7 separate regions of the Mus musculus genome follow, and regions 1, 2, 3, 4, 6 and 7 are each linked to region 5. A link is a loop called in an ENCODE intact Hi-C map of the cell type or tissue named here. Cell type or tissue: left cerebral cortex. All regions are shown on one strand.

Region 1 (4,000 bases), 740 kb before region 5:
AGTGCTTAGACCAAAGGTATGTGCCACCACTACCCAGCTTAGGGTATTTTAAGATTGTGTTTTAAAAGAGGCCTTGAAGGGCTATTTTAGTGTTTTCTTATCTCAGTCACAGATCAGATGCTTTTCCATGACAGAAAGAACTGGCCTAACCAGTTCAAGGATGGCCAATGAAACCAAGGGCCTGACTCTGGAGAGGAGACCATGGGACAAAGGAACAGGTAGCACACAGACAGTGTGAGGAGTTTTGAGGGCAGAAGGCACCGTGGCCAGCTTTACTGTGCTTGCAAATTCAACCAAAACACACTTGAAGCATTCTGTACAGCAGCACCCATGACATAAACAATGTTTATTGTATCTATTTTGAAAACAGACAACCAGAAAGGAGTTTAGTTTGTGAGTTTCTGCAGAGCCCAGAGCTGGGATTGTTCCCTGTCACTCACATTCAGCTTGGCGTTCAATAGCAAAATAAAGCTCCACGGTACCAGGGGAATGAAATTTGGTTAAAACTGCTACAGGAGGCACTCTTGCAATAGGCCTGATGGCTTAAATGCCCAAAAAATGTCCATAAAATGTTTATGTGTATAATCTGGGAGATTTCTGTAATAATACCAGATATGTCCAAAGAGAAACTTGTAAACTGTGTAAAGTCAGTAGCAATGAAGTTCTACGGCCTGGACACTTTCAACACAAGAGCTCGTGTATTAAACTGACAACTTCTGTCCTTGACAGAGACATAGAAGATAAGGAAAAAGGCATTTACAAAGCACACATTGTTAATCTTATCAACAAAAAAAGCAAACCCAAACATGACTAATTACTTTGCCTCGATCAATAAATAATCTCAAGTGTGTGCTTGGTGTTCTAACAAGAACCTGGCCATCAGTTAAATAAACTGCAATGCTCTGCCTGCTGACATGTTAATAACTTTATGGAGTTTAAAAAATTATTGTGTGTGTATATGTGTGCGCAAGTGTGTACACCAGAGTGTACTGTCCAGTGCTGTGTTCATGCACACACACTATATGCATTCAGATGCCCTCAGAGGAGAAGAACATCAGATTCTCTGGGTCTAGAGTTATAGTCATGTGGCTGTGAGCTGCCTGATGGGCTAGGAACTAAATCACATCTTTTGGCCTTCTGCAAGAGCAGCAAGTGCCTTTGAGCACCAAGCCACTTCTCCAGCCCCCACCTTGTAGATGTTAGACACCACATACAGAAAGATTATTTTTCATTTGAAATTCTCAAAGGAATCTGAACATTTCTTTTTGTGTATCTAAGATGTGTGTGTGTGCACACATGCAGACATTTCTCTTTCGTTATTATCTCTAGGATGGACAAAATTAAAACATTTTTTTAAAAAAAAATACAATTTCTAAAGCAGAACCCATCAACAGCACAACTGTAGTCATATTTCAGATCTTTGCCTAAAGGGAGACACCATCAAGGCTTAGAAGAGCTTGAAGCGCCTCTTCTCATGTTAACACCTTATTTTTTTTTTTAAGATTTATTTATTTCATATACGTGAGTACACTACTGTTGTCTTCAGACACACCAGAAGAGGGCATCAGATCCCATTACAGATGGTTGGGAACCACCATGTGGTTGCTGGGAATTGAACTCAGGACCTGTGGAAGAGCAGTCAGGGCTCTTAACTCCTGAGCCATCTCTCCAGCCCCCTGTTGACGCCTTATGTATTGAGATTTCATCAACAAAAATTCCAAAGGCTAACCAGATCCTGATAGGCCAGCACACACCACAAACAGGGTCGGGAGAGACCATCTATATTTTTCTGAGCTTCAATTAGCAAGACCAACCGATTAAGAGGAAGCCAGGGACTTAGCGTAGACAAAAAGTTCCCTTTCCCCAGCCTGCAGGGGGCAGTAGTGAGGACCTAGCATAGTAATAAAGTCTGATGCTTCAAATAACAACATGACACAGATGTGACAGGGATCCCAGACACTTCTGGGTACTTCTGTAATCTCAGGGAATAAACATCCCTCCAAATAAAACATGCCCACGTCCCTCTCTGTCTACTCTAAAGCAGGCACAGTCCAGCCGGCCACAACACTTCCCTGCTCATGAGACAGTCTCCTGAGGCCAGCACAAACCTTCCCTAGAGGCCAAGACACTTACAACACAGGCCATTCCAGACAGTGCTAGCTCCTCCAGAGCTGAGGTATGTGAGTCCTGCCCACGACTGATCCTTTTGTTCGGAGCTAAGCGGTAGCCTTTTGAAGGGGTCCACTTGTGTTTAGTCTGCAAACACACTCACTGGAAATGAACAGTGCAAGATCTTATGTGCAAATATTTGCAAACCTTTTTTTTTTTTTTGAGCAATACACATTTTATAAATTCAAGTGAAATCCAGGTACAGGTCTAAGTCAGTTGCTATCAGCCACCCTCTCATATACACACCAGAAATGTGGCTGGTTCCTGAAACTGGAGTGACGGTAAGGCACCATTTACTGAGAAGGTTCACTGAGAGGCGCAATGCAAGACAAAACTCTGCCAGCTTTGTAGGTTCTCCTAAGCCAAAGCTCATGATGTAGACAGCACATGACATCTGAACATACATAAGAATGAACCCTCATCCACAGAGTAGCACAATGATTTCCCAGTAACTCTGCAATTAAAGTGATGAGGACACATTCCCAGGACCAGGTGTGATATGGGCTGCAGTTGACTTCCATGCTATACAGAACCTCTACTGTTCTTTCCACCCATTGGCTTCTGCCCCCTAAGATGATAACGGGAACCGCAGAGGCTGGCACGTTTCAGATGCTTGTGTGTCATCCAACCTTCTGCTACAACGCCAGAACATTATAAACTAGGAGCATCAGCCAGTCCAATAGGATGGGGAAGGCCCAAACATAAGGATCCCGGTGAGTCAGGCAAGGCTGGAAGTCAGGAAAACAGTGGTATGAGGAGCCAGTCATAGACACCAGAGTGGGGAGGCCGACAGATGTTTCCCAAAGGCATGAAGACTTGGCTTGTGCCCTAAAGTAAATAAGGCAATATTGCTCAATGCAAGAGCCCCCTTGGTGATCCATGGAGGAGGAGAGGTGCCCTCATCCTAGCTCTAAAGTAGGAACGGGTTCCTGGAGGTGGCGGCTCAGCTGAGGGAAGCACAGTTCAGCTCTGAGTCCTCCTGGCTGCCACTTGCCACGTCTTCTAGTTCCAGTTCATCGGGGCTGTCGAGGATGCTGGGTTCACTGGAGCACTGGCGGTGTGGTGGGGGGAAGCTGGGTGGCAAGAGCAGGTGTTTGTCCTCGCCGCCAGCCTCCTCCCCCAACCCTGAGTGCATCATGGTGGCCATCGCCAGCAGCTGGATGTCTGAGTGGGCGTTGGCCACTGTGTGCCGCCGGACACTGCCACACTTCTCCAGGTATGCCTCCCCTTCCTGTTCTGTTAGAGGGGTCAAGACCATCTCGTTCAGTGGCCGGCCAACCGTGGTCATCAGAGAGGCATAGTTCAGGACAGTCACCTTGGGCCGGACCCTGGAATGCCTCCTGGCTGCAAAAGAAAAAGCAGTAAAAGCTGTGATCTGGCGGACTGGTGGTAACAGTGACCGGAAACTTCCCCTGGAAGAGGGAGGGAGTAACTTCTGGGAACAGCTTTAGTGGAGCCCTACTGAGTGCAATGGAGAACAGGGCTATCTAAATGTCATGCAGTTTTACCTGTTTACAGCAGATCCCGAACCAGGTCGTTCAGAAGCCTATAGTAAACGCTCACCTAAAACTTTCCTGGATGGAATGAGCGTGCAATGCCCCCACCCCATTTCTTGGTGAGGTCTGAGCTTCACTGAATTGGCCTTTAATTCACCATCTTCTCATAAGACATACACATTAGCCAGGGCTTCAGAAAGCTACTCAGGAGGGCTGGGGAGGGTACTTCAGTCACTAAAGTGGTTGTATTGCAAGCCCCAGGACCTAAGTCTGATCCCAGGAACAAGCAAGCTCAGGCCAGCTGCAGTGGTGTGAGCTTACAAATCTAGAGCTGG
Region 2 (4,000 bases), 420 kb before region 5:
CCCTGTCTGAAAAAGCAAGCAAACAAAAACCAAACAACAACAACAAAAGAAAAAGGCTGTAGATGAGGAGGAAACAAGTCCAAGGCTGTCCTTGGCCTCCACACAAACACATGCACTTGCACATACACATGCACAGAAACACACAAGATAAAAATAAATTATCAAGGTCAATATGCATGTGGCTGTATGCACACACATATGCTTTCCATGAGTGCAAGGGAACTTGAAAGTGAAGAGGTGGTAAAGCCAAACGCCCTCCACTCTCAGTGTTGCTCACCAGAACCAATCCTGTCTACCGGAGTTGGACAATCCTACTTTCCAAAGGGGCAAATATAGGGGCACAACTCAGGGTGCCTGAGAGTTGTTACTGACATGGTGCTACTGTAACCACTGCCTGTCCATCCTCTCACAAAGAACACAAATCAGCACGCCAACAGAGCCATCTTGTTATCCTATAGGAACGGCTCTGAGGCTCTAGGGAGAAAGTCACTTGTCCAGGTCACAAAGCAGGGGAGCCAGGGACAGGGAGACCTGGCATCCCTGAGCTGCCATCTTCCCTCCATTCATACATCCTCTCCCAGCCTGTGTGTGATACAGGAACTCCAAACACAGGCACCAACAGCATGTCCCATAAGTGACATCTCTGTTCATGGGGAGGTGGGTACTGAGAGCTAAATATGACATACAACTGTGACAAAACTGCAGCTGCAGCAGGAAGCTCCAAGGATAAAGGACAGAAGGTGCAAACACCATCATCTGGACAGAATATTAACAGTGGGCTTGCAACTTGTGGTAAAATCCTTGACCATTCATTGCCTCTGTTCCCTGTAAAGTGGGGAATAAAAACATGTACTCTTTTGGACCATTGTGTGGATTAAATGCAAAGTATCCAGTACTTGGGCACATGACACTGTATAACAGACGAGCCATAATGAATAGTTAATTATTTTACTACTCCAAGGCTTAATGACAGTTCATTACAAGAACTGCATTGTCCTGTGAACATGATACTGTGCCTCTGCGCACACCCAGATGGTGGAGTCCTCTGGCATCTGGGCTGCATATCATTGATATGTGGCACAGCGTCTTCCTTCTACAGGCACAGTGAACACAACACCAAGGGATTAAATCAGGCACAGGAGAAAATGATGCATTCAAAAGGCATGGCACACACAGGCCGTATGAGGCTGCTGCTGCTGGCCCAACAACATCCTGCTCCACAATAAACTGTGTGAGGAGCAGGAATTCGCCCTGAAACAGAAGTAGAGCCAACACAGACAGAAGCCAGTAGCAGTTGTTTATTATTGTCACTGACTGGCACACTATTGCATGGTGCCACGTGTTTCTACACCTAACCCTGTCAACATCCTCACAAGCACGTGAACAATGCACCGTGCTGTGACATTGGGGTGGCTGTGTCTTCACTGTGGTGGCAAGACATTTTCAGTCACTTTCCAGCTGTTTCACAGCAAGGCTGCAATACGGAGTCAGTCTACATTGGCTGGGACACCATTTAGGGGCAATGGCAGTATCAGAGTAAGTGCCTGTCATCAAAAGCCATGCTCAGTCGATACACCCACACAAGCACCCCCACCCACCCCACACGCACACACACCCACGCACACAATTTTCTTTCTCACACAGAGACTGGTTACTAAGTCACATCTTTCAGAATAGAGAGTGGATTTGGCAGACAAGCCTCTTAATGTGACTTTCTTTATTTTCTATCTCCAGCTCTTTTATAAATAGGTTTGCCAAATTGATGCTTAATAGCTTAATATCGGGTTCATATTAATCTCACCCTGTCTGAGCTTCAAAGGGACAAACTGTTCTGACTGTTAATGAAACACAATTTTAGTTGCAAATTTCCCTGGGATCAGAGCTGGGGAAAGAAAAAAAAAATCCAAATGATCTAAAAAGACAAACATCTCCCTGGTGCGCTTTTCAAGCCACTGGGATTTTATGCAGCCTCCTCCCAGAGCCAGGGAAATCCAGCTGCCTCGGGAGCCGCTAGATTAAGGCCCCCAAGGACACTAGATGGCGCAAGAACATGCTCCAAACCATGCAGATGTGCCTGCCTCCCTTCACCCACCCTGCTCCAGGCCCAGGTGGGTTCACTGAGACAAGATTTGTGGTACAAACCATGCAGCCTCCGTAAACACTCCAGATTCTACAGCCCAGAGACAGTTGTTTTCATTTTCTGTTCTGACCTGACACACATCTGGGCATTCTCTTCTGGATTCAAAATGTGAGTAAGCCAGTGGAGTCGGTATTCTGCACTGGTGAGCTGCACCTCAAAACCAAGGAAGGCCAGGTGTGATGGTGCACGCCTTTAATCCCAACACTTGGGAGGCAGAGGCAGGCGGATCTCTGAGTTCGAGGCCAGCCTGGTCTATAAAGTGAGTTCTAGGACAGCCAAGGCTACAGAGAGAAACCCTGTCTCAAAACAAACAAACAAACAAACCACGGAAGATGGAAGATTCCGTGTGCTGTGTATTATACCACAGTCCTTTAAAAAGGGCAGATTGTCCCCAGTAATAGCAATACTATTTCACTCAGAAAAGCTAAGCATAAAAAAACTTGGTGCTGTTTCTTGGTTTGGTATATTGTCCTTTGGCCCCAAAGTAACCAATGTATTTATTTACTTTATGACTGGTTAATTTCAGGACCCAACTACTGTCATTCATGATACAACTTCTTCCCTTACAGAGAAATACCAATCCTGCCCTATCTGAGAAGGCCAGAGGCGGGAGGACATTACAGAGGAAAAGCGTCCCCAACCCCCATGGCCAAAACTTGCTTGCAAGCTGCCTCTCATTTCACTGTAATTCCTTGTGTAAAATGCAAGCATCCCTCATCCAAGCACTGTAACAGGCACAGCCTCCCATCCATGTGCACTGAGATCCACTGGGCCCACTTGTGGTGGGACAAAGTCAGACAAGAGCATCCTGAGAGAAGCCAGGGCTGATGGAGCACAGGTAGAAGTTTCTGTCTAGTCAACGGGGTGGATGATCTGGGATGCTGGAGTCTTGACACTGGAAGAACAGGAGATCAAGTGCTTTGATTAAAATTCAGAGAACAATGCATTTCAGACTCCAGAGCTGACAGTCCCCAGGAGTGGTGCAATGATACCACAGCATAGCGTAGCCACAGAAGCTCCTAATCAGCAGCAGTGAGAGGCACAGGGGGTGAGTCACAAGAAGCACCACTCAGGGTGCTGTCTTAATTGGGGTTTTACTGCTGTGAACAGACACCATGACCAAGGCAACTCTTATAAGAACAACATTTAATCGGGCCTGGCTCACAGGTTGAGAGGTTCAGTCCATTATCATCAAGATGAGACCTTCCAGGCAGGCGTGGCGCAGGAGGAACTGAGAGTTCTATATCTTCATCTGGAGACTGCTAGCAGAACACTGACTTTCAGGCAGCTAGGGTGAGGGTCTTAAGCCCACGCCCACAGTGACACACCTACTTCAACAAGGCCATACCTATTCCAACAGGACCACACTTTCTAATAGGGCCACTCCCTGGGCCAAGCATATGCAAACGATCACAGGTGCCTAGCATGGTCTAAGCACTCAGACTTTCGGTAGAGGGCAATGAGCAGTAACAGAGTGGTAGAGGGGGCTGGAGAGAAACCTCAGCTCCAACTCAGGCTTACAGAAAGGCCTTGCAGGCTTGTGGTGAGACCAAAACAGCTCACCAGAGCCCTGTAATGCCTTCTGGTCTCACCTGGCTCAGGCGCATCTGCTTCTTCCTTCCAAATGTCTTCTGGGCCACTCCTGACCTCCCAGTACCCTAGAGATGTAGGTCAGGATCGTACGCTGTATCTAGGACCAGCCCCCACCTGACCCAGGTGGGCACTACAGGCAGGCATCCCCACACTTCCTCTCTTCCAATGGGGGTTCCCTCACCTTGCTGTTCCCTCTACCTAGCAGCCGCTTCCCTCTTCACAGACTCCTGCCCACCTCCAGATTGAAACTGCAAACCTCTGCTTAGA
Region 3 (4,000 bases), 750 kb before region 5:
GGAACTTCGGACTTGAAGATCCATTCGTTGTTAAGAGCTCTGTGGGATGTTGTGTAGGAGCTTGGAAGATAATGTTGAGAACAGTGCAGAAGATGGAGGTCTGGCTTGTGAAATTTCAGAGGGAAGATTAAAGACTCCTTTCAGGGCCATTGCTGTTTTGATTGTGAAGATTCTGTAGTCAGTGAGTGTGCTTTCTCCACAGTGCCTGAGGCAGCCAGAGTGGGAAAGGTTTACTATATCTTATGGTGTGGGACGATTCAGTCCATGGCTAACCTTGTTGCTTTGGGCCTCTGGTTGCACAAGGGTCTGTGGTGGACCGGCACACATGCTAGAAAGGAGCAAAGGAGCAAGGTGGGCCTCAGAGTCCCCTCCATGTACATATCTCTAATGCCACCTTCCTCCAACAGTCCCCACCTTTCGTTTGTTTGTTGTTTTGTTGCTGGTTTTTTCAAGGACAGGGTTTCTCTGTGCAGCCCTGACTGTTCTGGAACTCGCTCTGTCATCTGGCTGGTCTCGAACTCACAGACTTCTCTCTGCCTCCCGTGTGCTAGGGTTAAAGATGTGCCACCTTACTGCCCAGCAAGTCCTCACCTCTTACAAATTCCATTCTCTCCAAATTTTGCTCAGGCTGAAGCACATGTCCTTTAGGGGACATTTTCAGATCCAAACTATAGCAGTCAAGGTAGAAAATTTTACATGTAATATAAAACTAGGTCTGATCACAGATTTCATACCACCAAAGCTAAATAATAAAACCACACTAAAAGGCAGATTTCCAAATCCTGAAAAATAATAACGATATGCTCATATTAATACCAGATGAGTGTCCATTAATCTTATAAAATCTGGCTGCTGCTTGCCTTTTAGCTAAGATCACATGCAGTAAAACATTTTATGAAGCCTTAATGAGGGGACCAACGGATGTTACAACTTGTTCAAGGGAGAAGGCAAATGACAGGCACACCACGTACTAGGATAGACCTGTAAACAGAGCAAGACTGGGTTCCTCTGCGGGGGGTAAGAGATGAGCAGAGCTTTGCTTTGCATTCAGCTATCTACCAGGCAGTCTTGTTCCGCAAGTCTCCTCAGAACTGCAGGACCCCAAAGCTATGATGTACTCGACTGAACGATGCCGAGTTCGCTGAGGCAGTTCTCCCCACACCCTGTGCTAAAAGCTTAAGGAAATATGTGTGCTGTAAGTAAATAAATCTGGGCCTGGTCTTGCAGCTACTCAGGGTGTAGATACGGGTTCAAAGCCTGCCAATGAGATGGTAAACCAGACATCCCAAGACATCGTGGAAGGAGAGAACTGACTCCTGCAAGATGTCCTCTGACCTCCACACATGCAGGCAGCCAGACACAATAAGTGTATTTCAAGATAGACTTTAAGATGAGGGCTATGGCACTTTTCTTACAGGCTTGAGGCTGGAGATTCAATTCCCAGAACTGGGAAAAAAAAAAAAAAAAAGAATAGTTTAAGGTTCCCTTTCAGCCTGTTATCATACTCCTCTGTCACTTAGCATCTACAAAATTCCAGACTAGAAGATCACCTGACAAGACGACAGAGCAAACCCAATGTACAAACAACGTAGAAGGTGCTGAGAGGCGGCTGCTCTTCCAGAGGACCCACCTTCAAGTCCTAGTACCCACGTGACCACTAACTAACATCTGTAACTCCAGTTCCAAGGAATATGATGCCCTCTTCCAGTCTCCCTGGGCAATGAGCACACATGTGGTTCAGATATAGTTGCAAGCAATATACCCATAAAAATAAAATAAAAATGTATTACTCTTTTAAAAAAAAAAGAACGAGAACAATGCAGCAGTAGGTGGCAGCAGAACTCTACTCCTGAAGAATAAAGCCTTTCCAAAAAAAAAAAAAAAAAGTGTGAAATAGGATTAGTCAGGGGGCCCTGTATCTTTAATTGCTCCATACATTTTCCTGAGGTTGTACCTGAGAAGTTGTATTGGACTCATTTCTCTGGGAAGTCCTCAATTTTTGCTTTAAGCCCAGTGAAAGCTATGAGGTATTTTCTCCAACCGTTGGAGAGCCTTCTCCAATCATATCCACCAATTGGTTGCCAAATAGCTTCAAGTTAGAAATACTTGGGAAGTTATTAGATCATACCATACACTGACATTTCTGAAAGTCAATTACGAGTTAAATTTTAGCTGTTCCATGTAATTCAACTTATACATACAGATTCATGGTCACCCCCAATCCCTGTTTTATCGCAGCTGATGGTGGGTTCACACTTAAGACCTGCTTTGTACAAGTTGTTGTTTAGGAAAATGGACTATCTGGCTTTAGTCCATTCTGAGGTCCCAGTGTTTAGCTGCAGTTATCTCTGTCCCCTCGGAGCGAGAACCAATATGGCGGTAGCATCCTTGCCCATCCAGTTCACTGTGACTTTCTCAAGGTGTTTGAGCAAAGGACCTCCCCCAAGGTGCTCGTTCATTTAAATGCCTGTTAAGCAATAGGGCGTAGCTTAGTGATTAAGTGCTAGCCTAGCATGTACAGGGCTCTGGATTCTGTCACCAGCACTTAAGATAAAAAGAGAAGGAAGAAGAGGATGGAGGAGGTGAGAGGGTAGAGGAGAAGAAAGAGGAGTGTGAAGAAGAAGCTGTCTCCATTACCGAGATCACCTATGGCCAAACCTGTAGCAAACGTGCTGCATTAGACTCCAAGGGGCGCGGGCAAAGAAATCTTCATTCTAAGGACGCTCACGGGCATCTGCAGCAGGAGTAGGTAGTCACTAGCAACGGGAGGAGGGGTGAGTACAAACACATCAGCATCAAATGGGATTGTTAAAAGCAAGACTCTCATACCAGTGTAGAAACTGGAGCGTGTCAAAGACTGTGCTCTGTTCGTTAATTTGTGAATGAACCATAAGGCAAAGCTGATTCAATGAGTGCTTGGGTACAGAGGCTTATAGAACTCGGCAGGAGAAGCACGCTCAAAACAACTGAGAATTCCAAAGTGAGATTACCTGGTTACAGATGAAAATGGCAATGTCCCTGGAAGCTGTATATTTGACCCAAACTAACTAACACACAACTTCACAGTGTCCAGGCTCTAAAACAGAAACTAGAGAATCCAACACATGAAATCCTAGAAAATGCAAACATTCTTGGAAAGATCTGTTAAATATTGGAAGAAGAGGCTATTTGAATTTAGCCTAATTCTTTTAGTTTTACTTATTCTGTTTGTGGTTTTGTTTGTTTGTTTTGTTGTGTTTTTTTGTTTTATTGTTGGAGACAGGGTTTCTCTGGGTAGCCCTTATTGCTCTGGAATTCACTATGTTGATCAGACTGGCCTCAAACTCAGAGACCCACCTACCTCTGCCTCCTTAGTGCTGGGATTAAAGATATGTGCCACTCCAGCCTTTGTGTGTGTGTGTGTGTGTGTGTGTGTGTGTGTGTGTGTGTGTGTGTGTGTGTTGTGTAAACACAGCCAATTATGAAATACCCTCCACACCTCTGGGTGAGAATTCAGGTTGGAGCAGTTATATTCAAAAACAAGAACCAATGACTTAAGGCAGAGGAGGTACTAAGGGAGATTCAGTTTATGTCTGACCTCCTTGGATGTGTGGGAACACGACAGTCACTTCTTCCTAGTATTTAACTAAGCGACTTTTCATATTTTCCTTCAAAACTAGTCATTCTTAACAGCATCTCTTAGAAGTTTATCATAAAAGCTCAGTAAGCTCTCACATCCTATTCTTTGCTCTTAATTGAAAAATTCAAATACTTTGTTTAAACATCAAAATGATCCCCTGCTTTCTGTGACACAATATCCACCTGGGGAGTTAAAAACTATGGCCATCAAGAAATATGAGCGAGAAAGGCTAGATGTCCCAACTCTATACTCTTGCTCTGTGTTTCAGGGGTGGGGGCCATGTATGTGCAGGTGAATGTGTGAGGGAGCCAGGAAGCACACTCTAAGGTCATTCTTCCGGCACCATCCACCTTGGTTTGGGACAGGGTCTCTTACCAGCCT
Region 4 (4,000 bases), 210 kb after region 5:
CCACCCCACATTCTTCTCCTCGTTTCTTTCATGTGCCTAGTCTTCCTTTGCCCAGGAAACAACCCTCCAAAGATCCCCTAAAGTTAACGGAACTTTCTTTTTCTTCTTTTGGTTTCTGAAGCATGAGCTTACTCTGTAGCCCACACCTGTCTCAAACATGAGAACATCCTACCCCAGCCTGCTAGGCACCGGCATTCCAAGCATACAGCACCACAGCTGGTTTAACAGAACAGGTTTTGAATGCAGTTCATTCAGTTACTTATTGAGAACGAAGGTGACCCCTCCAGTTTGCCACGCATGCAAAGAAGCGAAGATGTGGAGCATGGATGAGAAAGCCTCTGGGCTAGAATCCTGGAGGGGAAAAGAAGGAGAAAAGAAACTAGAATGCTGGAGTTCTGAGATGCTGCTCAGAGGAGCCTAGCAGGTCCCAAGTGACCTGCTCACACCTTTTGACATCTTTGTTTACACTTTTAAACCTCTCAGTAGAGTCTGTTTAATTCTTATCTGGGCCCTGCAGAGGTGATAGGTTTGAGTCCCAATGTCCAGCAGAGGAAAAGAAGGTTTTGCCTTTTAGGTGGCCACGGGGTCAGCAGGTGGAGGACCTGTAGGTGTCTGGTGTGTCCCAGTCCTCGAGATAATAAAAGCTGAGCAGAACTTGTCATTATTATGCAAAGCTGGGCAGGAGGCTTGGACTCTCCCTCGCAGAAGGCAGAAGCCCATCTGTCTTTGCACGCCTCCCCCCACGCTCAGAGGCCTGCTGAGAACTGAGCCCTGGGTGGGTGAAGGAGATGCGTCTCCAGCCCTTGGCCCTGGCGTGTGTGTGTGTGTGTGTGTGTGTGTGTGTGTGTGTGTGTGTGTGTGAGAGAGAGAGAGAGAGAGAGAGAGAGAGAGAGAGAGAGAGAGAGAGAGGGAGAGAGAGAGAGAGAAATTATGGCATCCCTCACACCCTGCTCGCCCTCGGGGAACCACATTAATATTAATCTAGACGAATGATTGAATGTCCGGGATTTATTCGGGCCCGGGTAAAGAAGGACCCGCAGCTGGGTCGCGTTTCCTTCCGGTCACCTGAGTGTTTCTGCAGCTCAGATTCAGTGGGACTTCTACTCTCAGAAGTGGTAGGATGTGGGTGGGTGTGCCGGCCTGTGTGATGTGAGCCCGAGCAGATGTCCAGGGAGTGATGGGGAGTGCCAAGGCTTCTCCAAGGATTGGGGACGGAGGGGCATCCCGGGTCTCAGCGCTTGGCCCAGCACAGGGTGACCCAGGGCCACTCAGACTCGAGAGGAAACAATAGCGACTCCTTAGACCCTGGGATCCTGCCACTGGCTTTCCAAAGCCTTCCCGGACTACCGGCGGTGCCTTTTTTTTTTTTTTTTTTTTTTTCTAATTTATGACTGGAGGCTGGTGGGGGAGGGACAACAGAAAAGGGACAACGTCTAAAGATGGGGGGCAGGGGCGACAGTTAAAGAAGTCGCCCCAGGCTGCGGCGCGGGTGATGTCAGCTCTGGACAAAAATAGAGAGGGATCGCCTGCAAATCCCCAGCTCCGGCTGGGCTAAACCTTGCAATCCCTCTTCGGCCGGCGCCGAGCCAGGGCGCAGCGGCCTCTACCGCCTCCCCCGGCGCGCACACACCAGCACACGCGCACGCACGCACACACTCCCCCGCACTCGCACTCCCGGTCTTCCCCATCCCGCTCGGTGCCGGCCACTCCTGGTACCGGTCTGCCCCGCGGCGAAGCACACAGACACGCACACACACAGGTGGCTGCTGGGAAGCGGGGAGTGTGTTCCTGCAGCCCTGCGGCCAGCGCGACCTCGCAGCAGCCGGTGCAGGATCCCCGCAGCGCCCCTCGGAGCGCTGGCCGCGAGCCGCTCACGGGACCGCGCGCGGTGGAAAGCCGGGACGTGGATTAGCGCCCGCAGCAGCCTCCCGCGCGCGCCGAGGCGCTAAAGGGCTTACCCAGGAGGGGGGTGCGAGGGCGGAGAGAGGCTGCCCGTTAAATACCGCTCTCCGCCGCACTCCGGGCTCACCCAGCTCGCCGCCACCGTCTCCAGACCGTGCCCGGGAGGAGGGGGCGTTCCCCACGCCATGGCATCAACAGAGGGGTGAGAGCTTTTCTGGGTGCCCATGGGGAAGAGGGAGCCGCGCGCGGGGTGGTGCTGCCCTATCCCAGATGGGGACAGAGAACTGTGACCCTGGACCCCTGAAACCCTAGCAGAGCGCTGGAGGTGGTGGGAAAGGGGTCTGGTTTCTTTGGTAGACTAGCTGTCTTTTGAGGACCGGGAGGATTTAACGGAAAGGGGTGAAAAAGTGTGAAAAGAAACCGTGGAGGTTACTTCAGAGATTTAAAGACAATAAAGAATTGTCCACGGAGCCTGCAGGAAACACTGCCTGGGCTGCAAGGAGGGGACCAGTTGGAATGAATGAGCCAGGATCAGAGCCGGGGCGGGGCGAAGAGAAGCGCACAGCCTTGAATGCTAGCTTTGGGCGCGCACGGGTGTGTGTGTGTGTGTGTGTGTGTGTGTGTGTGTGTGTGTGTGTGGGGTGATGATGGCAAGACCCCAGCCCAAGAGGTCTTTGCCTTTGGATATTAGAATTTCCCTGGCGAGCTGCAAGGAAGAGTGGAAGAGATTTGGGTGCTTCCCGAGAGGAGGGAAGGAAACCTGTAGCTTGGAGCAAGAGTTTCCAAACTATCTGGACTATCACTGGCATTTTTATTTTGCCTGTGGCCTTGGAGGCGCCCCTCGCCTCTTGAGGCTGCAGTTGGCATGATGATCATTTCTGTGGTAGGACAACTGTATTTAGCAAGGGGAGAGTATGGGGGATGCACAAGTCCCTTGAATACTCATTCCAAGGTATCCTGGTCCTGTCTCCCAAATGCACTTCTCAGGCTTCCCGGAGCCTAGAACAGAATAAAAATAATAACTAGGGACCCCAGCTTTTGGGCTACTTCACAAATGGCACTAGCTGCTTTGGAGAGATCGGTGAACCTACATGTGACCTCAAAAGCAAGTATGAGGGTCTTCTCGGGACTGTATACTCGAGTCCTTGGTTCTGGCATTTTCTGGGGGCATGTTTAATAGAAATCAAACTCCGCCAACTTTCGGTGAGGTGGTGGGTGGTGAGTGGAAAGATGGTGTTTAAAGCCAGACATCGAGATTCCAACCTCAGACAAAGAAAATACGTCTAAATCTGCCCATCTTCATCCAAGAGAAAGAACCTATTCATCTATTTCTCTCATCCCACGAATCTTTCCAAACATGCCTCGCATCTTGTCTGACATAAAATTTCTTCACATTGCTTATTTACCAGTGTGGACCTTTGGAGTGGTTACTTATCAGAAAAGGTGCTCTACTTTGGTGCTTGTGTGCAAGGAAGGCAGTATCATGTGCTCAAACATATCTCTAGAATTACATATTAGGAGCCCACATGACTTAACATCAGCACACTTCTGTGTTTGGTTTTAAAGGCTTTCATCTTAGAATGGGTATAAAGGTATTTCAGGCTATCTACAGGACCCTTCCTGAATTATTTCTGCCTTTAGAGTCTCAGTTGGAAAACATCTTTGAAAAATATTGTCTTCCAAATGCTGCAACCAACTTATTGTCGATTCTGGTGGCCAGAGGGGAAAAGAGAGGACAACAAACACCCCCAAACTCCATCCATGGCTGCCAAATGGTTTGACATTCAGAGTAAAGCAGGTGCGATTTTCAGGACTGAAACCATTACTAGTCCAGCTAGTGCCACCTTTGTGCATTGTGCAAGGTTAGGAAATGATTGTCAAAGGAACTTGTATTTAAGAGATGAAAGAATTGGAAAAAAAAATCTAAAAACCGGAAACAAATGTAGAAAAATATATTATTTAGGGGCAGTCATCAGTCAGCTGGAAACATTCTGGAAACCCTTCTTTTCTCCCAGAAGCCTTTGCAGAGTCTCTGTTCAGTAGAATGGACCTGCTGGGCTCTCTGGTCGAGATAAAGAGGCAGAAATAGCCTTGGAGA
Region 5 (4,000 bases):
CACGTTCTGTCCCGGACTTCGGGGCGGGGAGGAGGCTGAACTGAGGGCGTCCGTGCGGGGGCGTCGGAGCGGGGGCGGGGGCAGAGACCAATTGTAGGGCTTGGGAGTAGCGGCGTGTCCGGTGCTCTTGTTGGGAGTGGGATGATCCCCTTGTACCCTCCTTTGGACTGTGTCTGATCTGAAAACTTCAGACAGCCCCCCACCGCAGTACAGGCAGGGGTCAGGGTGAGTCCTTTTGCTACCTCACTTGGTGTGATTCACGCTGGCTTATGTAAATTCCCCGGAAAGTCTCGAGCCCTAGAGGATGTGACTCCAGCTGGGAGAGGAACCATCTGTAGCCAATGACTTTGAACCCATAACCTCTCTCCAGATGCAAGCTCCCCGGTATGGATCATTGCAGGCTTGAGAGCAATGAGGTTAACTTCTGTGACTTTTCTCAGGGATGCTTGGAATTAAACCTTGCTGTGCAAGTTGGACAGCCAAGTCAGGTCCCCTGGTCGCATGCCACTTGGCTTTCCCATTTTAAAGAAAGTTCAATATGTAGAGATAGGGATATCTAGATAGATATAAACACTTATTGTCAACATTCTCACCTTGTTTTTAAGTTGTCATTTAGTCAGTCACTTTATTCCCAATTATAAATTTCTCCCAAACAAAGGAAAATAAACAATTGTTTTACTAGTTTAGTGTAAAGGAAAAAGGACTAGTGGGAAGTGGGGCAGTGAAGAAAAAAACAAACCAACACATTATAAAAACTGATGCATCTTCCTCCAGACTTTCTTGGATTTAATTTACCAGCAAATCTCTTGGAAACAAACTGAATCTTTCCTTTCCCTTCTTGTATCCCATATTTCAAACTGGAGATTCTTAGTCATAAGATCAGAGCCGTGAGGGGTCCTGAGAGCCAGAGCTGGCACTGCCAGGGAACTGTCCCAGGACAGTACGTATGCTAAGCAGGTTCTCTTCTGACTCCTCCCCGAGTCCTACAGCCAGAGTTTAAAATCGGTTTCTTTCACATTGTGTGTGTGTATGTGTGTGTGTGTGTGTGTGTGTTTCCTTTCCCTATATTCCTCTCCTGGGAACACATGCGAGGTTTCAGCTGGGCTACATCTGCCTGTGCTGTGTATATTTATTCTGGAGTTATAGGGTAGACAATGTAAAATGTTTGTGACAGAGTAGATACATTAACCTTCCAAAACATGGCTGACCCAAGGCATACACCTTCCTGGGTTTCTTTCCCACTGGTACCTTGTGTGCCACCTGAAAGTGTGGGGTCTTTCTTAAATGTGTTCCCAACCACGGGGCTTCTTGTAGTGCTTATCTGATAAAAGGATTACAGTGCCTTCCATATGGATCCAGTACAATATATTAATTCATTAAAAAGTTTTTTTTTCTTGCCTCATGCAAGCTTCCCCCTGTCTTTCCCTAGAGAGCAGGGACTGTCTCTTATCAAATTTTTATTTCATATACCAGCTAATATAGTATATTACATGAAATAAGAACTGGATTCATTGAATTTAATTTTTGTCTTTTGATGTAACTTTTAGGTGTTTTTTTCCCCCTGCATTGAGTTTAGTGTGGGCAAACTGTAAGCAAGATCTCCACCTTGTGGGCATAATCAGAATATCCTCTAATTAGAGAACTACATTTTATAGTGGTGATTAAGTTAAACTCAGAACACTAAATGCCACCGTGGGCCAAGTTATGTCCCGAGGGCAGCGGGGCAATTCACAGTGCTTGGTGACTCTGTGGTTTTGGCTCTTGGCAGAATCTGTGACTGTGTAGTGCCTAGTGACCCACTATGGTACCCTGCATGGGGAGTTCTCTTGCCCACTGTGTAACAGTGGCCAGGGCACAAAGCCTGGCACTGAGCGCATATTCAGCAATGATGCAATGATTCACCTAGAACGAGATGAAGCTTTTCAAGTAGCATCATCACGTTTGTTTGTTTGTTTAAATATCTCACTGCTACAGGATACAAAGAAACTTTTCTCTCAAGTTCTTAAAAGGAAAAAATAATATTGGTGAGGGACTGAATGTGAGGGGAGCAAGATTATTAGTCTGGGAAAGTCCACTTTAATACCAGCCACTCCAAGTTCCAGACTCTCACAGTCACACTAAGGGTACTGATGAAAGGAGGCGTGAAGAGCCAGGCTAAGATCTCATGTCTCAGATGATGAGTGGACTTCATGTTTGAGCCCCAGAACCAGACTTAGCCCTAGGCCCGAGTGTACTCATGACCAGGATGAGATGTATGAAGCGCTTTAACAGTCAAAATGCAGAACTGCAGAAAACAGAGGGATAAGCTAGAGAAAGCAAGCACACACACACACACACACACACACACACACACACACACACACACACAAACACACCCTGCAGAGTGGTATGCCGTTTGAGTTATAGCAATGTTTGATTATTTTAGACAGTGTTTATAGAACCTGCCTCTGCTTTCCTGCTAGCTGACTGCCCTTGTAGCTCCTTAGATTTGAAGCCTGAAGACAGCAAGCACCCCTGCATTCTCTGGGGCTCTGAGATGGGGAAACATCATCTCTTTAGACCTTCAGCAGTTGCGTAGGGATCCCCAAATAAGAACCTATTTTCTCTTTTAAGAATCTCTTAGTACTCCTTAAGCTTAGACCTCCAATATATTCACAGTTGCCTGAAGTCCTGTGTGAACAATGGTCAGGCTCACAGAACCACACTTTCTGGGCAACTTAGGAAAGGTGGCACGAGCGCTGGGAGCCAAGAGTGAGGCTCGAGGTTGAAAGGCTTTCCATTTTCTGACTTGTTCCTTGGGCTAGTTTTTATCTCCCATGCATTTCAATTTCTCAACTTGAGAAATGAGGATAATAAATCGCGCCAAACTTACAGGTTGTTATGCAGCTCAGGTGAAATATTAACGGTAACCATAACAACAGCATTAGCAGACTCTTACTAAGTCCTTACTTCTTCTGGGCGTGGTGTGGGACTCAGCCCAGTATGGGCTTTATTAATCCATGTAGCCCTCCAAGCAAATATTATCCTTGTCTCACCATTAGAGATGGCAAGACAGAAGCATAACCAGAAAGTTACTGGCCTGATGTCACATGGCTGCCAAGTGACAGAGTTAAGGCTCTGGCACCTTTTGTGCATTATAAATGGTAGAGGCAATGTTAAGTATAAAGATGGTTGCATTAAATCAAAGATTCAACTCAAATTAAGCTTTCCTTGAAGCATGCTTTAGGGTTCCTAGTGAGTGAAATGGTGATGGGCTCTCTCTGTAGTCCTGGCCGTAGGCAGACACTCATCATGTGCTTGGCTCTAGTGAACCTCCAGGCAGCTTTAGGCAACCCATTCCTTGCTGCATCTCCACCTGGCCTCCTTCATTCTGATTTTTGCTGAGTTACATACTCTTCTCAAAGACAGAGATGCCCAAGTGCACTTTTTTTTTTGATATTTCTACAAAAGTAAGAGAAAATGTGTTGGTGCCCACAAGTCAACCCCTCCTTCCAGGAGATGGAAGCAAGATTGTAAGTTTAAGGCCAGCCTGAGTTAAATGGTGAGACCCTGTCTTAATAATAAAGCAAGACACTCCAAAATAAACAGAAAGAAGAGAGGGAAAAGAGGGTCCTTGAAGTTTACTCTGATCCCAAAGTGATTCCATGACTCCAATGTTGGCCAATACTACTGACCTTGCCCAGCTTTCTAACTCGCAGCTACAATTCCATTGTTTGTGCTGTTATGAGCTGGGTGGCTGTGTTCCCTCCAGGCTTAAGTATTGAATTCTCAACCCTAATGCCACTGTATTAGCTGCAGGGCCCTCTGGAAAGTGACTGGATCATAAAAGTCATGATCTCCTCGTGAATAGGATTAATGTCTTTGTAAAAGAGACTCCACATCTCGTGCTCTTTTGGTCATACAAAGACCCAGGCAGAAAATTACTGGGTATGAACCTGTAGGAGCGCCTTCAGAAGACACGAACTCTCGTGCGCCGTGCTCTTGGGCTCCTCAGGGTTCA
Region 6 (4,000 bases), 140 kb before region 5:
ATACCCGGTTTGAGTCACAGCTCTACCAGTTAGTAGAGCTTTTGAGTTCTGTGCTTTTACTTGAAAATAGAGGACAAATTAGTAACTAGCTATTTTAAAGAGTTGCTAAAAGGAATTAAATGAGATTAGCATATATGTATATATATGGTCTCTCTATCTAGAGAATATATTGATATAGAGTATACACACTCACACACGTGTGTGTATGTGTGCATGTGAGTGAACAAGGTATAATCTTCATACACCTTATGAATATCTAAAAGACTGAAATCATCACATAAAGAATGGATATTCTGAGAAACTTTTCTAGCAGACTATGTCACTTGTTGGTCCTAGAGACATTGTTCAGGCAACTATGTTAACAGGTTTTACAGGTAAACAGAAAGCCCATTTTCTTTTCTAGTTGGTTGAAAAAAAATGAGGTCTATATAACCACTCCAATACTAAGAGTAGATTAAAATGCTATATCACAAACAATGACTGCTCTTATAAAAGAACAGCCTTGCTGATAAAGGGCAGGTCTGGTCAATGGACTGGTAAAACTCTTATCTTTGAGGGCTATTTTAGTTACCTTTCTATTGCTGTGATAGCATGGATCAAACAACTTATAGGAGAAAGAGTTTTGGAGGCTTAAAATTTTGGATGGTTTAGAGTTTATGACTATCATGGTGAGGAACATGTCAGCAGGCAGACAGGCGAGCATGGCATTGAATTAGTATCTGACAACTTTTATCTTGACAGCTAAATGGGAATGGCATGGACTTTTGAGACCTCAAAGCCTATCTCTAGTTGTATACCTCCTTCAACAAGGTCACCCCTTGCCCTTCACAAACAGCTCTACCAATTGGGGACTAAGTATTCAAATATATGAGCCATGGAGGCTATCTTCATGCAAACAATCCCAAAGACATAGCAGAAGCAAGCTTATATCTAACATCTTCAACGAGAAAACTTCAAAAGCCAATTTATATCCATAAAAGAAAGTTCTCATCTTGCTTCCATATTAAATAGCTACATGTTTGGAATCTTCCAGGGTTGTGCAACTGAGCTGTGAGCTAGTCTCAAGAGAGATCCAATTGCAAGAGTTTGAATCATTCACCCCTGGCTTTAACGACCCATGGTAGGAGAGAGGTAAGAATGTCTGTCATGAAGTCTTCCAGGCTGGAAGAGTAAACATTCTTCCAGGTGAAAGAGTGTTTAAGTCACTGTTCATTCTGATGAAATGTCACCTGAAGCTTGGATCCAGTAGTGGGAAAGCTACACTGGAATGTGGCTGTGACCACTAGTAGAAAAAAAACACATACTGATCTTCAAGACTCTATTCTAGCACACATAAACAGTAAATTTCTACACTGTTAAAAGAGGGCCCAGCTACATTACAAGCATTCACTATAGGAATATTGTAATTATTTGTTAGATACTGAGGTAATCACTTTGCTCACATTTTTATATTCAGTTTTCACAGCAACTGTGTAGCAGTAGGGATACTTCATTTTATAGATAAAGAAAATGAAGAAAAAAATAAGAAAGTGTCATCTCAAGGTCCCAGAGCTAGGCAGGACTACAACTACAACCAAGGCCTGTTCATTGTTTCTAACACTTGGCAGGGAAACTCAGTGATGGTTAGGCAATCCATTAGAAGGCTCGTGAAGTTAATCTCTTGGCATCTACCCAACTAGCTTCTAGCTAATGCCTCAATGCTAAAGATTTTCCAAGGCCCTGGCAGACTCAAAACTTCACTTTGGTGACAATTGCTAGAAAATGTCTTCATCTTATGAAGAATCCCCAACAGACATGTCAAAAGGGGGTAAGACAACAGCTACATTATTTTTTCCCTTCAGCTTTTATAGCTATAGCTTGTCTCAACTTTCCTGTTATAACCTTACTGAAAGGCAGCCTTTTCCCTCAGCTTCCAGCAAATAGTCATGCCAAAGACCCACCACCAAGACACATGAGAAAAAGAATCACTCAGGACATTTAGAACGGAGTCCACCAGGTCAATTTCAGTTCTGTCTGTCCAGTGTCAGAAGCACCAAGTGTGCTTTTTATTCAGTTCTACAGTAGTAGTTTTCAGCTCGGCTCATTTTCTTCTCCTCTGGAAAATGGAATCTAAATTAAATTCAGATGATGTGTCCTCACATGCCCATAGTTCAGTAACAGGCTTGGCACTTAGGACACATTCTCTTAGTAGCATATCCCTCATTTGGCTGATGAGGCGAAGGTGGAGGAAGTGGAACTTCAAGGCAGAAACTGCATCCGACAGAAAAGAAGACCTCTAGTGCTATTAAGTCTATCTATTTGGAGAACCCTTAAGGAAGACAGCACACGATGCTAGCATTACCTACATAAGAATATGACCAGGATTCCTGACCAGACTTGTCATCTGAATTATGTGCCTTTGACAAAGCCATTTAACCTCATTATCCATTATTTTAGTGATCTGTGGAACAAAGTCATCAAGTCATTCATTCTTTCAGTGAAAATATTCATTGAACAGTTGTAATATATTAAGCACTGTACTGGCTAGTTTTGTGTCAACTTGACACAGCTGGAGTTATCACAGAGAAAGGAGCTTCAATTGAGGAAATGCCTCCATGAGATACAATTGAAAGGCATTTTCTCAATTAGTGATCAAGGGGAAAGGCCCCTTGTGGGTGGGACCATCTCTGGGCTGGTAGTCTTGGGATCAATAAGAGAGCAGGCTGAGCAAGCCAGGTGAGGCAAGCCAGTAAAGAACATCCCTCCATGGCCTCTGCATCAGCTCCTGCTTCCTGACCTGCTTGAGTTCCAGTCCTGACTTCCTTTGGTGATGAACAACAGTATGGAAGTGTAAGCCAAATAAACCCTTTCCTCCCCAACTTGCTTCTTGTTCATGATGTTTGTGCAGGAATAGAAACCCTGACTAAGACAAGCACTTTAATAGGTGCTGCCTTATAGAACGAGAATGACTGACAAGGGTTTAGCTCTCATGGAGCATTAATTTCCAATGAGGAAACAATAAGCAAACTAATTGTACTGAGTAGAAAGTGCTATGAAGAAAGGGAAACAAGATGATAGGATAAAAAAATGATGAGTGCTTGTGTCAGGGCTATTCAGGAAAATGAAAACATGAGTATTAAATAAATAAAAGATGGAAAGTATTTAACATAATGCCTAATAATTATTACTCAGCCACATTCAAATCTTTTTTGTAACTTCTATTCTTGTCTTTTTCATCTCACAGTAGCTGAACCCCTACTATGTGCAAATGAAAAAGGAATGAAATATAGTTAAGTACCTTACAGTGTGCAAAAATGTAAGTAGTCTGCACACTTCAAGAGAAGGAAGTGACGACTCTCATATAACAAGTAAGAAATGGTTTTATCACTCATTACTGACAGATGGATTACTACTTTCCAGGAAGACAATGGGGTCAGGAGGGAGGCATGCCAGGTGGAGGGACAGCTTGAATAAACTCTGGAAGATGTGAAACAGCTTAGCATGGTCACAGGGCTGTGAAGAGTCCAGAATAGCTAGAGATAAAGCATGGGAGAGTAGGCTGAAAGTGACTCATCAGCAGCTCCCAGGCTTCTTTTCATGGGTCATTTTGAAATGTCTCTTAAGAAGATGGGGGATGTAGACGGGAAAGAATAGAAGACGAGAAAGGTGTCAGAGCCCCATATGGCGTCTACCACACTGCCAGCACTTCAAAATGTGAACAAGAGCAATGTTTAAAATATTCAGGCTACATTCTGTGCAACATTCCCCCAAGACAGCACAAACAGATGTTTTAGGAAAAAAGAAAAACAAATACCCAGTGGTAACTCAATCTAAACTCTTCGAGGGGGAAGTAGGCAGGCATTAGGCTGCGGAAATGTACTTATATGAACAGAATTGGTCTGAGACTCAGCATCAAAGTGTGTCAAGAGCCAGTGTCCTAATGTTGAGGGTCTGGAAGAAGAGACACTTGCTTCTAAACAGAGCCTGGGGGTCCCTTTTTGCCAGAGCCAAAGTAACTTGT
Region 7 (4,000 bases), 150 kb before region 5:
TGGGGAGAGAGGACTTCTTAGACCACTGACTACTACAAGGTTATAAATTCTGCAGCTCTAAACTCGGGCCCAGATCCAGGTCACCAAATGACAAGGCATCTACCATGTCCCATGTTATTAGACATGGTGGAAGAGGGCTGGGTTGTCGTCACCTTGGCTTGGAGCTGTAAGAGTTGACATCTACCACAAGTGGGTTATTCTGGAAAGCCAGCAGTCACACTCCAATTATCTGTTTATACTTTCATGGACCTAGTAGAAAACTTTGTGGTGTTAAGTAAGATCACCAGGGGCTGCTTTGAACTTCACTTAACTCTTAATTAAGTGGTATAGAATATGTGGGTGTGTACAAATCTCATTCTCATTTACACACACACACACACACACACACACACACACACACACACACACACACACACACACTCCAGGAAGGGAGTCCAAAATTAGTGATTTGTATTGGCACCTTCTCAGAGTACAAACATGGTAGCTGGGTTTCCTAAAACATGAAGAGTTGCTTTCTATAGTAATGAAGCAGGAGATATTTAGATAATGTTAGAAGACTACCATTACCTCCAACTCTGTCTAAAAACTTTACACTCTTGAAGGCCTTTATTTTCCTTTGTGGGGACTGTACCAAAAATCCAGCTCCTGGAAGGAACAATGAATACTTACAACATCTACTAGAGCAGAGTACTAAGGCCATCTTGATGTCTTTGAAAAAGAATTCCGAGTGTGAATGGGCATACTACACTGGGGGAACTGAAAGCCTTTCTCTCTCTCAATCTGTAGGTGAGTCATGGTGTGGGGCAGAGGGCTGACTGCAGAGCAGGGAGTGCTGTGCTCAAAACTGGTTCCATTGTTTGTTAGCAACTACAGACAAGTGACTTGTCCTCTGCACATCTACAGAGGCTCATTGCCTGTACTAAGGTTACTTACTCTTACTGGCTGTTAGAGCTGAGAAGTCAAGCACTTCTTGGAACTGCCCTAGATAGATATAACGGTATCAAACCAAACCAATGAACAAATTACTCTCAGCACTCAGAAACTTAACATTCAGAAGGTATCCAGGACTTGTTTGGAGGACCCAACTTATTTTAGAGACATTCATTACCTGTATCACTTGATGATTTGGGCAAACCCTGCTGTCCACAGTCTGTCAGGACACATACAACTCTGACAATCTTAACTCACACTGACCTGGAAAGGCAAGAAGCTTCGTTCACTATGGGGCACAAGGCCAAGTAAGAGGTCATAGCTTTGAGGACGAAGCTGATACCAGTACAGAAAGTATTCTTGTTCTTACATTGATAAATGCTGCCACTAGGAACTTAGGGATCTGGGCTAGGGGCTGCTGTGCTGTGTTTAATGCTTTTCTGGTTAAAGTTTTATCAGTGTTGAAGACAGCAGGAGCCCATAAAGTGAATCTGAAACCCTTACTAAGTAAAGGGAAAATGCTTTCCTTGAGGATTTCAGAGAGATGGTAATTTAAAGAGACAGGTTGGCAAATCTTATATTTCTGTTTATAACCACTGCATAAATGCTTGCATTCCCCAAATACTGATTTAAAGAAATAGCATGATTGGGTGGAGAGGCAATGATCTGTTCATTGCTAATATAAGGTCAACATGTAAAGATCAATGATTACTGAGAAAGACAAGACAAGCTTCCAAACTGTCAAGTCTTTTCAATCTTGTGATAGTTTACACTCTTTCTACAGTGGCCCTTCTTTTAAAATTTTGGCAGAACAGGATATCACTGGAGGTTGTCAACTCAAGATGTATTAAATTCTCCAGTCTTTGCAGACAGATGGTAAGACACCAAAATTGTCTAAGCCATCTACTAGCCACCAGCTGGGGAAAGTATACATATTTTTAGATCTCACACTCCGCTCTGCCCCAATATCCTTGTATGTGTGGTGAGTTTCAGTAATCCTAGCCTACAGCAGAGTGGCTTGGCAGTTTCCTGGCCTCAAAGGGATAAATCATTTTCTAGCATGCACAGGGCTGAACAATGACATAAATAGGACTCCTACAATAAGTCTATGCTGTTTCTGCCTCAGAACTATCCTGTACATACACATGTTAGCTGCCCCTAAAGCTTTGTGATAAGTACACAGGCAAGCTGGCTGACAGGAAAAGGGAGATGTACTACTCCAAGGTGGACTCCTTGGATCTGGAAGTCTAGACCTTGATCAACAGCAACCCCAAGGCTGCCTGAATCCAGTTCAGACAAAATCTCAAAGTGAACATGGAAATACCACACAAGCAGAGGAGATAGAATCACTGTCCACTTACAAATATGAGTTTCCTTCCAAGTTTCCTATTTTAGTTTAGCACTTTAGGTGTATGAACATTCTCTTGTATAACATAAGCATTTGTTCCATTAAAAAATATGGTCATCTCTTGACTTCAAATCATTTGGAAAGAAAAACTGATGTCTCAAGAAGATGTGGTGCTTGTGAGCTTGCAGTTAGTTGGGTATCTCCCAGCACACTTACTACTTCCTGGATCCTGAAAAGCATGGTTGTAAGAGACTGTGATCTGGGAGTGTGGGAAGGCCAGGAAACCCAGCTCTGGAGCATGCCTGGACATGCTACATGAAGAGAAAACTGGGCTGTGTGAGGTGAGCTGACGGCCTGCTGCAGGGGAAGGGAGGATTCCAATTATAGTAAATAGAGGAATGTTTGCTAGCTGCCAGGGAGGGACAAGGATTCCCCTCACAGTGCACTGACCACCATAGACTAACCTCGGAGTGAAACTGCTAAGTTTTACAGTGACAATCTCCACCTGCCAATATACATGCCAGCCTTTTATGTTGTGACAGGCCTGTTAATCCACACAGCTGGCCGAAGAATTCTGGGTTTTATCAGATGCTTTAGTGACCATTTTGGAAAATTGAGGCAATCTGAATTCTGAAACACTGATTTCAACCTTTAATCAGATTTCTGTGCCTCACCCCAGTCCTTAAGGTCATTTCCTTTCTACCTTTTCAATCATTTTCCCATTTCCACAGCACTGAATTATGAAACTTAAGTCCTAGATAACCTCACATACTAAAAATATCTTCTTTCTAGCTCTGGACTCTTTCTCCAACCCTATTTTAACCCAGTTGCCCTAACACTTTTCACAGAGGCAGAACTGGACTATGACAGACTGCCTATTGAGTCAGTTTGGCCCCACTTGGCCACATTTGCTTTAAGCTTCAGTACAAACAAAGTGGGTTTGTTTTCTGTTTGCAGGTAAGGAAAACTGATATCCTTTCGAGATGTTCTAGAACCTTCCTAAGGAAGTGATAGTGTTGACTTGCACAATATTCCAGGGGCTGGCTTTCCTGAGTAAGTTCAAAGCAGCCATTGGGGGGTTAGCTGAAGAGCCCTCCAAGTTGATCAAAAGGGCTCTTCCCATGACCTACCACAGAGAACAAGAAGCACACAGTCAGAATGCATACAACCCCTGGTCCCTTGGGAACATGTGTGCCTGCTGTGGATCTGGGGACATTTCCAGTAGAAGAAGTTTGTTGCCTGGCAGCTTTCACAGATATCAGAAGCCATTACATACACGCTGTCACACACACACGGGGAAGGGGCGTTTTCTGCAGGGAATGCTAAGTCTTCATGTGTCCTCTTCTTCACTGGCACCGCTACAAAGGAAAAGGAGAAGCAAGTGAGTTCAAACGTCACAGAAAGGAGGCAACGCAGTACAGGTTGACAGCTTTGTGCTGCTTCTATCATGACTGAGCAGTAGGCCCACAGCAAAGTGTCTTAGTTGCTTTGATTTCTGATTTCTAAATTTAACTACCGTTGTCATGAAAATTTACAAAAAAAAAAAAAAAAAAAAAAAAAGGACTTACTATCTTGGGTTCTGGGAGAATCAATTAAGAACACGTGTAAAATACACAATGCCCAGTATACAACCAGTAAGTAAAAGAGCAGGAAGATTGTCAGACTGAATTTTAAAATTTTAATTAACAAAATAAACTGCTGGTAGAAACCAGTTTTATTTCC

Evidence for each region. Hi-C counts contacts between places; a loop is a spot of excess contacts. Peaks named below come from ENCODE experiments on the same cell type or tissue, not always from the same donor. Only the 100,000 strongest peaks of a DNase experiment are listed, where the experiment ranks them.
Region 1: a loop joins it to region 5, with 2.9 times the contacts of the local background. A loop is called at or near these places in 10 of 42 quality-filtered maps.
Region 2: a loop joins it to region 5, with 7 times the contacts of the local background. A loop is called at or near these places in 16 of 42 quality-filtered maps.
Region 3: it touches region 5 in a loop (4-fold over the local background); 15 of 42 quality-filtered maps call a loop at or near these places.
Region 4: a loop joins it to region 5, with 2.5 times the contacts of the local background. A loop is called at or near these places in 3 of 42 quality-filtered maps.
Region 6: it touches region 5 in a loop (2.9-fold over the local background); 2 of 42 quality-filtered maps call a loop at or near these places.
Region 7: a loop joins it to region 5, with 2.9 times the contacts of the local background. A loop is called at or near these places in 8 of 42 quality-filtered maps.

Annotation. Positions count from the first base shown.
Region 1 is chr2:101,713,954-101,717,953 of GRCm38, forward strand. It overlaps Prr5l (proline rich 5 like), which reads right to left. Exons shown (of 9, transcript NM_175181.5): 9 at 332-3,513. The coding sequence ends at 3,113. Among named protein-coding and RNA genes, the nearest start is that of Traf6, 38 kb to the left of the region's middle. In left cerebral cortex, a CTCF peak has its summit at 1,874 (motif pointing right); a DNase peak (open chromatin) is centred at 1,880.
Region 2 is chr2:102,028,801-102,032,800 of GRCm38, forward strand. All of the region lies in intron 4 of Ldlrad3 (low density lipoprotein receptor class A domain containing 3), which reads right to left. Among named protein-coding and RNA genes, the nearest start is that of Gm39888, 39 kb to the left of the region's middle. In left cerebral cortex, a CTCF peak has its summit at 2,032 (motif pointing right); DNase peaks (open chromatin) are centred at 1,110, 1,463 and 2,026; H3K27ac peaks cover 566 bases.
Region 3 is chr2:101,704,470-101,708,469 of GRCm38, forward strand. No RefSeq gene overlaps it. Among named protein-coding and RNA genes, the nearest start is that of Traf6, 28 kb to the left of the region's middle. In left cerebral cortex, a CTCF peak has its summit at 1,833 (motif pointing right); a DNase peak (open chromatin) is centred at 1,799.
Region 4 is chr2:102,657,198-102,661,197 of GRCm38, forward strand. It overlaps Slc1a2 (solute carrier family 1 (glial high affinity glutamate transporter), member 2), which reads left to right and starts at 1,492. Exons shown (of 11, transcript NM_001077514.4): 1 at 1,492-2,104. The coding sequence starts at 2,088. LOC115489466 (a long non-coding RNA gene) reads left to right here and starts at 2,111. Exons shown (of 2, transcript XR_003953884.1): 1 at 2,111-4,000. In left cerebral cortex, a CTCF peak has its summit at 1,609; DNase peaks (open chromatin) are centred at 730, 1,171, 1,599, 1,956 and 4 more places; H3K4me3 peaks cover 3,074 bases; H3K27ac peaks cover 3,837 bases.
Region 5 is chr2:102,451,975-102,455,974 of GRCm38, forward strand. No RefSeq gene overlaps it. Among named protein-coding and RNA genes, the nearest start is that of Fjx1, 2.2 kb to the left of the region's middle. In left cerebral cortex, a CTCF peak has its summit at 1,606 (motif pointing left); DNase peaks (open chromatin) are centred at 243 and 1,593; H3K4me3 peaks cover 489 bases; H3K27ac peaks cover 296 bases.
Region 6 is chr2:102,313,164-102,317,163 of GRCm38, forward strand. The region is part of intron 4 of Trim44 (tripartite motif-containing 44); the gene reads right to left. Among named protein-coding and RNA genes, the nearest start is that of Gm52521, 51 kb to the right of the region's middle. In left cerebral cortex, no CTCF peak of the experiment used is centred here; DNase peaks (open chromatin) are centred at 2,142 and 3,578; H3K27ac peaks cover 683 bases.
Region 7 is chr2:102,300,869-102,304,868 of GRCm38, forward strand. It overlaps Trim44 (tripartite motif-containing 44), which reads right to left. Exons shown (of 5, transcript NM_020267.2): 5 at 1-3,636. The coding sequence ends at 3,609. Among named protein-coding and RNA genes, the nearest start is that of Gm34268, 56 kb to the left of the region's middle. In left cerebral cortex, no CTCF peak of the experiment used is centred here; a DNase peak (open chromatin) is centred at 1,878; H3K27ac peaks cover 2,011 bases.